2 separate regions of the Homo sapiens genome follow, and region 2 is linked to region 1. A link is an interaction called in ENCODE POLR2A ChIA-PET data of the cell type or tissue named here. Cell type or tissue: PC-9. All regions are shown on one strand. Each heading gives the region's core, and the rest is flanking DNA. Links, peaks and the distances in the headings are about the cores only.

Region 1 (4,401 bases), core at 194-4,193:
ATGCTACCACTTCCTTGCCTTTTAACAAGAGCTGAAAATCAACCTCTGTGTGTTATAATTCATGAAATTAGTAGTATTGATGGTAGTGATGAAAGTGTACCCAGTAAGTCAACCTTAGATTACACATTTTTCTCTCTGCTGTCCTTGTTTCTAAGTTCTTTAGCTTATAAGGATAAAAATGGGAGGGGAAGGGAACAGGGGGGAGGACTGGAGTTTTCAAAACTATGATTTCTAGAAGAAACCAGTTGTGTCACTTTGTGATCCAGTCTGTGACTCCCTTAAACCTTATGGCAGTATTCAACGTCATCTGTAATCTTATTTCTCAATATTCCTTATTCCAGGTCAAATAAATTTACTTCTCACTATTTCTTTTCACATGCCCTGAATACGAAACTTATTCCACTTGTAATTCCTTTAAAAGTGTGGTTGTTATACTATGTTTACTTTTTATCAGGCATTAAATATTTCATAATGCAATCTCAAACTCACCAACAAATTCACACCCAGGCTGCACCTTTTGGTGCTCCACCCTCCACCTACAATAGTGGACCCCACCTACTCTATCAGAATCCTACAGTCCTTCAAAATCAATGTCAAATTTTACTTCTTTGGGAGACTATCCTCAATCTTTGCAGGCTGGATTTAATCTTTCTTTCCATTACATTTTCTCTTACTTTTTATACTTTTTACTGTAAAAAGTATACTTTTTTCTCTTACTTTTTATACTTTTTAGTATATTTTATACTTTTACTATAATGCAAATCTGAATCTAGTACTTCCCCTTGTGTTAAATCCTTAAAATCTCTTCTGTTGCTTTTTAATGTAAATTCTGGCCTCTCAAGCCCTATCCTCCTGCTTCTTATCCCATCTTTACCCATCAATTCCCCCTTCTCGTGCACACTCAATACCTTGGCAGGCATAATATGTAGTATCCTTTATTGTCCCTAGGTCTTTGAATATGCTGGTTGTTCTGGCTGAAATAACCCTCCTACTCATCTCTTACTCCACTTTCAGATATTCGGTAGATAGAAAGTTCTTTCTGAAATCATTTCTAGTAGTTACCAGAGTATGGCATTTAATCACATGCATTACAATTGGCCAATTTATCTGACATATCCTCAGTGGGCTCAAGGCTTCTCTAGGGTGAAGAGAGGATTTGCCTTGTTTATGGCTCTCCCCTCATTGCAAATTATTATTTACTGAATAATTATAGCACTTGTGATACCCTGCATTTCTGACTCTCACTACAAAGCTCCTTGAATATAAAATTATTTGATTTTGTTGTTATCTTTTCTGTATACTTTAGCTCTAATTCACCTGGAGATGCTTACTTTTTATTTCATTTGGCCAAATAGTTTGAAGGGAGGCAATGAAACCAGGGCTGAGCAGATAAATACTGAAGGAGGGTTAATGCATGAAGAGTGTGTGGGAAACACAATCTTGTCTTTCTTAAACAGTCAAATATTAGGTTGGTGCAAAAGTGATTACGGTTTTTGCCATTAAAAGTAGTGGCAAAAATCGCAATCACTTTTGCATCAACCTAATATATACAGTGCAAATGGGAAATGTATTTTACATTTTCTTTTAAAAAATCCCCCATTGTGAGTTGCTTTATTTTGGAAGCCAAATCTTGGTTTTGAGGCTCCATGTTGGCTTTTAAAATTGCTTTTGAAACTCTTATCTCTAAAATCAGTTTGGATTTGAGTTGATTCAAGTTCAGTTTACTGTTTCTGCCCCTTAAGCCTGGGGAACAACACTGGTTTCTTTTGCCTGATTCAAATGCCCATGTTGGTTGTTCTAGACATTCCTGGGCTGGGCAGGGCTGGTTAGCAGAGGTGCCATGCATTCCAAGTGTCCAGCAGTTGTTAAATCAAGTTTGGGTTTTTTTTTCTTCCTGCAGTACACTAAATGTATGGAATTATCCTCTCTTACAGTCAGCACACCTTTGTTGCTGTCACGTAAGTAGGCACAGTAAATATAAATGGAAAAGAATAAACTCCCTCTGTTGGGTCAACAGGTTTGTTCAGTAGAAATTAAGAGAAAGTTTTACCGCGTCAGCCAGCATCTGCTGCTGGAGAAGAAGTTGCTGTTTCTGCTCCATGATCTGCCTCTGTAGAGTCTGCTTCTTTCCCATCAATTGCTGATTCAACAGTGATTGCTGGGAGTTCATGTAACCACTTCCAGTGTTTGGATTTGAGCAGGGGTTAGGACTTGGACTGGGGCCTGTGTTCTGGCCTACCACAGAGTGTTGATCCTAAAGAAGAGAAAGGGGGAAGGAAAAGCTACTGTGAATTAAAAAAAGAAAAATGTAGCACAAAGATCATACACTCAGATTCCAAACATTTTTCATCTTATTAAAGATCAAACATGGTTAAATGGGTTGGAGATCAGAGAATCGCTTTTTAAATGTAGAAGAAATAATTGCATAACACAGCAACCAAAGCAGCTGGGTTAATGACATTAGGGCACTGGAAAAGCTCCCATGAGGACTCTGATTGTGGAACCTCCACATTCCAGAAGGTGTTTATGGAACCTCAAAGAAAACTACCATAAAAACATATGGCAAACCTCTCAATTTCTCAGGAATAAACATCATAACCTAACAAATCCTTCCTTTTCCCAAAGTTAGCATGTATCATTGCTGATCCTGCAATGAAAGTCATGTTTTAATTCACGTGTTTAAAAGTTGAAACTATTTTGGACAGAAGGCATTTTGCCTTACCCAGCTTTCTGTGACAGAAAGGCAGGAAGGCCTCTAAGTTTCTGTTTTATAAACTCAAACTTGGAAAGGACTTCACTTCTCAGGGCCTTGTAAATTTTGTTCCGCAGTCAACAATTCAGGTATCTCGGCGCAAGAATCTCAGTAAAAGAATACCCGACACACTGACAATGAGAAAATATTGATTAAAAACTCAACTGTATATCAAATAATATTGGGTATTGGTGAACTGCCTTTCTAATTTGAGGTCTCTACCAATTTTTTGGCATTGACAGATCAGGACTCTGCAAGACAGTAAGCTAAACCCAGTTGAATATTCTCATTAATTCCCAATGATGTATTTAGGATTGAGCTCTACACTAGTACACTAGTAGGGTTACAAGAAGACTAGAAAATATGGTTATCACCTTAGAGAATTTATCACCCAAGTGAGGGAGAAATGCTTACATGTATAAATATAAGAAAATGTAAAATCAAATTTTAGTTTACATGATATAAACACTAAGTCAAAAATTGTTATACTTTGATCAGAATGATCTGGGAATCAGCTTATAAGGCAGATGCCCTGGCCTTGTCCCAGGGATTCTGAGGCTATAGATCAGGGTACCTCCTTAGGTTATTCTGATACTCATTGGTCCAGGGAATATGCTTTGGGAAACACTGAATACATGGGAACAAAAGAAATCCAACTCTCTCTTTTTTTTTTTTAAGAGACAGAGTCTCACTCTATTACCCAGGCTGGAGTGCAGTGGCATAATCATGGCTCACTGCAGCTTCAACCTCCCAGGCTCAAGCAGTCCTCCCACTTCAGCCTCCTAAAGTGCCTGGGACCACAGGCGTGCGCCACCTGGCTAATTTTTAAATTTTTTTTAGAGACAGGGTGGCTAATTTTTAAATTTTTTTTAGAGACGGGGTCTTACTATGTTGCCCAGGCTGGTCTCAAAGTCAAGGGCTCAAGTGATCCTAGATCCTTGGCCTCCCACAGTGCTGGTATTACAGGCATGAAGCACTGTGCCCAGAAAAAAAAAAAAAAAATCCATCTGTCATTCACCAACTAAACTATGTAAGGTTACAAGACATAAAAACATTAAGCAGGGAGTTGGGTGCGGTGGCTCATGCCTGTAAACCTAGCACTTTGGGAGGCCGAGGCAGGTGGTTCACCTGAGGTCAGGAGTTTGAGACCAGCCTGGCCAACATGGTTAAACCCCATCTCTACTAAAATATGAAAATTAGTTGGGTGTGGTGGCACATGCCTGTAATCCCAATTACTTACTCAGGAGGCTGAGGCATGAGAATCACTTGAACCTAGGAGGCAGAGGTTGCAGCGACCCGAGATTGTGCCGCTGCACTCCAGCCTGGGTGACAGAGCAAGACTCTGTCTCAAAACAAAAACAAACAAACAAAAAACCACAAAGCAACTCCCATGATACCACATGAGTAGAGGTGGTAGGTACACTGTTTGTGGAAATTATCTTTTTTATTTCTTTCTCTTTCTTTAACTATGTGCCGAGCTGAAATAAATAAACAAGTAAGTAAGTAAGCCACAAGCCGAAAGCCTTGGCCTTGCTTTAGTAATCTCTGAGGCTACAGAGCTCACCAGCTGCCTCAAAAGCAAAGGGTTACAAAATAATTCTAAGGGCGACCATCCACTGAGGCTTATTATCAGCCAGTCACTGTGGTCC
Region 2 (4,401 bases), core at 274-4,273, 290 kb after region 1:
GGAGTCACCCACGGAATGTGTTGAGAAAAGGCATGTAGAGGATACACCATTTTTACCAGGCCAGGAACTATAGCAAACTTAGGACTTCTGTATCTCGATTTTTTTTTCTTTTATTGATACATAATATTTTACATCTTTATGAGATGCATGAGTGTTTGTTACACGCACAGAATGAGAGATGATCAAGTCAGGGTATTTGGGGTATCTGTCACCTCGAGTATTTACCATTTGTATCTGTGGGTATCACTTCATGTCTTCTCTTCCATTACTTTGAAATATACAAAATATTGTTGCTAAGTACAATCACTGTATTCTACTATCAAATATTAGAACTTACTGTCCAGGCGCGGTGGCTCACGCCTGTAATCCCAGCTCTTTGGGAGGGCCGAGGCAGGTGGATCACCTGAGATCAGGAGTTTGAGACCAGCCTGGCCAACATGGTGAAACACCGTCTCTGCTAAAAATACAAAAATTAGCAGGGCGTGGTAGCAAGCGCCTGTAATCCCAGCTATCTGGGAGGCTGAGGCAGGAGAATCGCTTGTGGTTGCAGTGAGCCGAGATCATGCCACTGCACTCCAGCCTGGGCAACAGACACTCTGCCTCAAAAAAAAAAAAAAAAAAAAATTAGAACTTTCTAAAATAATTTAAAATGGAATAAAAGATATCTTAGAAGAATTAAATCCTGAAGTACTAATTTAGTATCCTGAAAAAGTTAATAAGGTAAACAAAATAAATGGCCTGGCACATAGTAGGTGCTCTAGAACTGCTAAAACCCTTCTGTGGGAACTTTTTTTTTTTTTTTTCCATTCTCCAGGGCAGTGATTCTCAAGCTAGATACACAACAGAATCATCTGGAGGACTTGTTAAAACAGAATGCTAAGCCCCATCCCCAGTCTCCAATTCTGTGGATCTGGGGCAGAGTCCAGTAATTTGCATGTGTGATGCCGCTGCTGCTGCTGTTCTTGGAAGCACACCTTGAGAACCACTGCCTGGGGAACAGCTTAGCTGCTATGAGAATCTGATTCTGTGTTCATATTCCGTATCACAGATAGCTCTTGGCTTTTCAATTGTGGTTTCTTTTTTTAATGTCTTACTAAGGGGGAAAAAAAGGAACGCCACTTTATATAAACCTGACCTTTTGGTAAGCCTGGGTAGTAACTTCCCATGTGGAGTAAATTAATCTCTTTCATGCATGCCTCGTGCTCTGGAAAAAGTAAAACAGATTGTGTTAGACATTTACCAAGTACTTTTTCTGTTGGTGGTCACTGCCCTAAGCCTATCAGAACTGGTTTCTACCCTTAAGAAGCTTACAATGTAGTAAGGCGGACATCCCAACAAACCAGACATTGGAGTTCATTGTGTGAGGTGCTATGATGGATTATAAGACATTATGATTGACTGAGTATTATGAAGGGGTGAAGCAAACTCAAGCTGGCAAATTAGGGAGGAGGTAGATCACACAGGCTTTCCTAATGGGATTACTTATGACTCATTGAGTAGTGAAAGATGAATAGGACTTTACTAAACAGAAACTGGAAGGGCTTTCTGGGCTAAGGGAACAGCACAGAAGCATCAAATACACTTTACCTTTCTAGGGCTGCCAGTAGTTTAATTCAGCAATACCACATCACAAAGGTCTTTGTGTGCTTTGCTAATGAGTTTGAACTTTATCATAAAAGCATTTTACAAAGATCACACTGGCAGCTGCATTTTGGAAGGGATTTGCCTAGAGGTAGGATAACTGCGGGGGGTATGTCTATAGCAATAAAAGTGAGAAAATATGAGATCTGAAGGAGCTAACATTGTGGCAGTGGCAGTGGGTATAAAGGAGAAGGGAGGACTAGAAGAGATATTTAAGATGCAAACAATGTAGGAACTGGGTGATTATAGAACTGAAAAGTGAGTGAGAGGGAGGAATCCATGAGAACTCACATATTTCTGGTTAGGATAAAAGACTGATTGACTGACATGAAGACTACAAGAGAAAAAAACAGACTTGGAGTTGAAACTTCAGTTTAGGACACTGAAACTGAATGATGTGTCATTCAAGTGGAAAGGCCATTAGGCAGTTAGATATGTAGGCTTAGAGCACAGGAGAAAGGTCTTAAAACCCTGGGCTTATGGGACGTTACCACGGAGACTGCACAGAGTGAGAAGATCCATTTTAAAGCTGATGATGAATAATATTTTCGTTATAAGGAGAGAAGCAATGTTAGGGGTGTCTTCCCATTGCTGGAGTGGGTCATTTGCAGTATGCAGTGCATAAACTCACAGGCTGTCCTTATGATGACCTTTTGTTCATTCTTACATTCAGTATACAGATGAACAAAGGAAGTATTTTATGTCTTGTAAATTACAAGGGACTATGCAGTATGTAAGGGAAGATACAGGAGAGTAAGGGAAGGAGAAAGAGGGTGACTAACAAGCTTCTCAGAGATTAGCCAAGAACTATGGCATTGAATCTAGGTCTCTCCTGTCCTCAATTTGACACTCTCCACTCCCCTGACATGTTTTGTATTAAAATATATTTTTCTTTTTATGAACATGTCATACCTATGGCTCACCTGTGTCCTTGCTAACCTACAGGTTTGGACAATCTGGAATTGGCAGCATGCATGACTGTGGAGCTTTAAAGCCACCCTCCTGAGAGAAGAGCAGCTGACTCATGTACCTCACCATGCAGATGAGGGTGTGTTATAACCCACAGTGTGTCTGTGTCCCTGGATGAACTGAGCACTTTATAATGGAGTTTTTCTGCATCTCAAAAAGAAGTCACAGATTAAATGGTAACTGCAAGAGCTCATTTCTCTATTTGAGTGAGTGCTTTATCAAAAAAATATTTTATTCCTGCTGCTTTACCACAGGGTCAATTCAAGTCTAAATGAATCTGGCATGTATAAAATATATTTTTATATAGCTCCATATAGAGATATAGCTCTACACAGCCATTAACAGACTCACACACAATCATTCTTTTATTCCAGGTGTGAACTGCTATGCTATTTCACCCAGTTCAAACACAGGTCATTGGCTTTCAAACTAATTTTGGAAAGCAGACACTGTGTAGTTGGTAGGTGGAATAAAATGAAAACAAAAAATTAATATGCATGGCAGTTTAACTAGCTGTGTATCTCTCATGGAAAGGGGGTAATAGTCTAAAATTATTTACTCATTTTTTTTTAAAGTCTTTAAAAGAAGGCAATGAATTGCCAGTAATTTCCCCACCTTAACTCATGGTAATTTGTTTCCTGCTGGGTGAAAACGCAGGGATCTTGAAACTGTTAATGAACTTTCTTTCTCCTGATCTGTACAATGTCAAATTCATTTCTTTTTTTCTTACTTCAGGTTTTACTATTCTGTTTTGTTTGTTCCATTTTTGTATTTTTTCCTGAGGTCAGGGATGATTCTATGGAAGCATGAAAATTTGTAGTTGAAAGGGATCTTAGAACTTCAGCAAGATTTGTGATAGATGGTCAAGTGGGTCTGGGCTCGCACCCTCCCTAAGGTGAAAGACTCACTGCCTTACCCCACAGCTATTTCACTACTTACAGACTACCACACAATAGCCAGGGTGCTGCCCTATTTGCAACATGAACTGGAACATTATATTGGGACATAATGATGAGTGGTAGCTAAAAGTCCTTTCCCTCTGGTGTTGTTATTTGGTTAAATTGATTTACATAATGTTATTCTGTGGTATAAACCTTTCTCATTTATCTCATATATATCCCATTTTAAGCTATAAGCTCCCAGAGGGGTAGGTACTTCATCATTACTTCTGTACTCAAGTATTTTGCATATCTTTGATACAAAGTAAGAACAATGTATATGTATATCAGTTTAACTCTCAGATGAATGAACTAATAAAACTTGTAACAGTATTTTCCAATGTAGTGAGTACATTAAGCATCATTAATATTAAAATGCAAATTAATGCATTATTTGCAAGTTTTCAAATCATGTGTACTTAAGAATTTTCTTTTAAAATGTATCAAAAGACTGAACATTCAAGCTGATTATCATAAAAAGTGTATGTATGGGGGTAATATTCAAAATATTTAACAACCCAGAAGAACATGGGAGCTGTAATTCCCACAAATCACCATGTGAAGGTGATTCCAGGGAAGAGTCAGTCAACAGAGAATAGCCACTGATGGAAGGGAAGTGGGGTCTGGTGGCAGGTGATGGATAGATCACTAAACATTTGTCCAAGAGAGTGCTAGTGTTGCCGCTAGGGGTGAATATTTCTGTTGGGGTCCAGGTCTGCTCTGGCTGGGGAGGTGTGGGGAAGCAAGCAGGAATGGGGCTGCAAAAGGCTGGCTAGGGTAGCCCACAGTGGTATCTGCCCAGGAATCCCTGGGGTCTGGGCAGGGTAGTGGGAGGCACTGGTTGAGGGAAAAG

Evidence for each region. ChIA-PET counts read pairs that join two places held together with the same protein. Peaks named below come from ENCODE experiments on the same cell type or tissue, not always from the same donor. Only the 100,000 strongest peaks of a DNase experiment are listed, where the experiment ranks them.
Region 2: POLR2A ChIA-PET joins it to region 1 with 5 read pairs; 2 of 35 experiments call an interaction of 5 or more read pairs at or near these places.

The regions. Positions count from the first base shown.
Region 1 is chr11:95,989,470-95,993,870 of GRCh38, forward strand. It overlaps MAML2 (mastermind like transcriptional coactivator 2), which reads right to left. Exons shown (of 5, transcript NM_032427.4): 3 at 2,051-2,254. Among named protein-coding and RNA genes, the nearest start is that of MTMR2, 68 kb to the left of the region's middle. In PC-9, for the core only: no CTCF peak of the experiment used is centred there; DNase peaks (open chromatin) are centred at 1,822 and 2,382; H3K4me3 peaks cover 890 bases; H3K27ac peaks cover 2,788 bases.
Region 2 is chr11:96,277,131-96,281,531 of GRCh38, forward strand. The region is part of intron 1 of MAML2 (mastermind like transcriptional coactivator 2); the gene reads right to left. Among named protein-coding and RNA genes, the nearest start is that of MIR1260B, 62 kb to the right of the region's middle. RefSeq lists an enhancer at 2,592-2,651. In PC-9, for the core only: no CTCF peak of the experiment used is centred there; DNase peaks (open chromatin) are centred at 1,471 and 2,591; H3K27ac peaks cover 3,356 bases.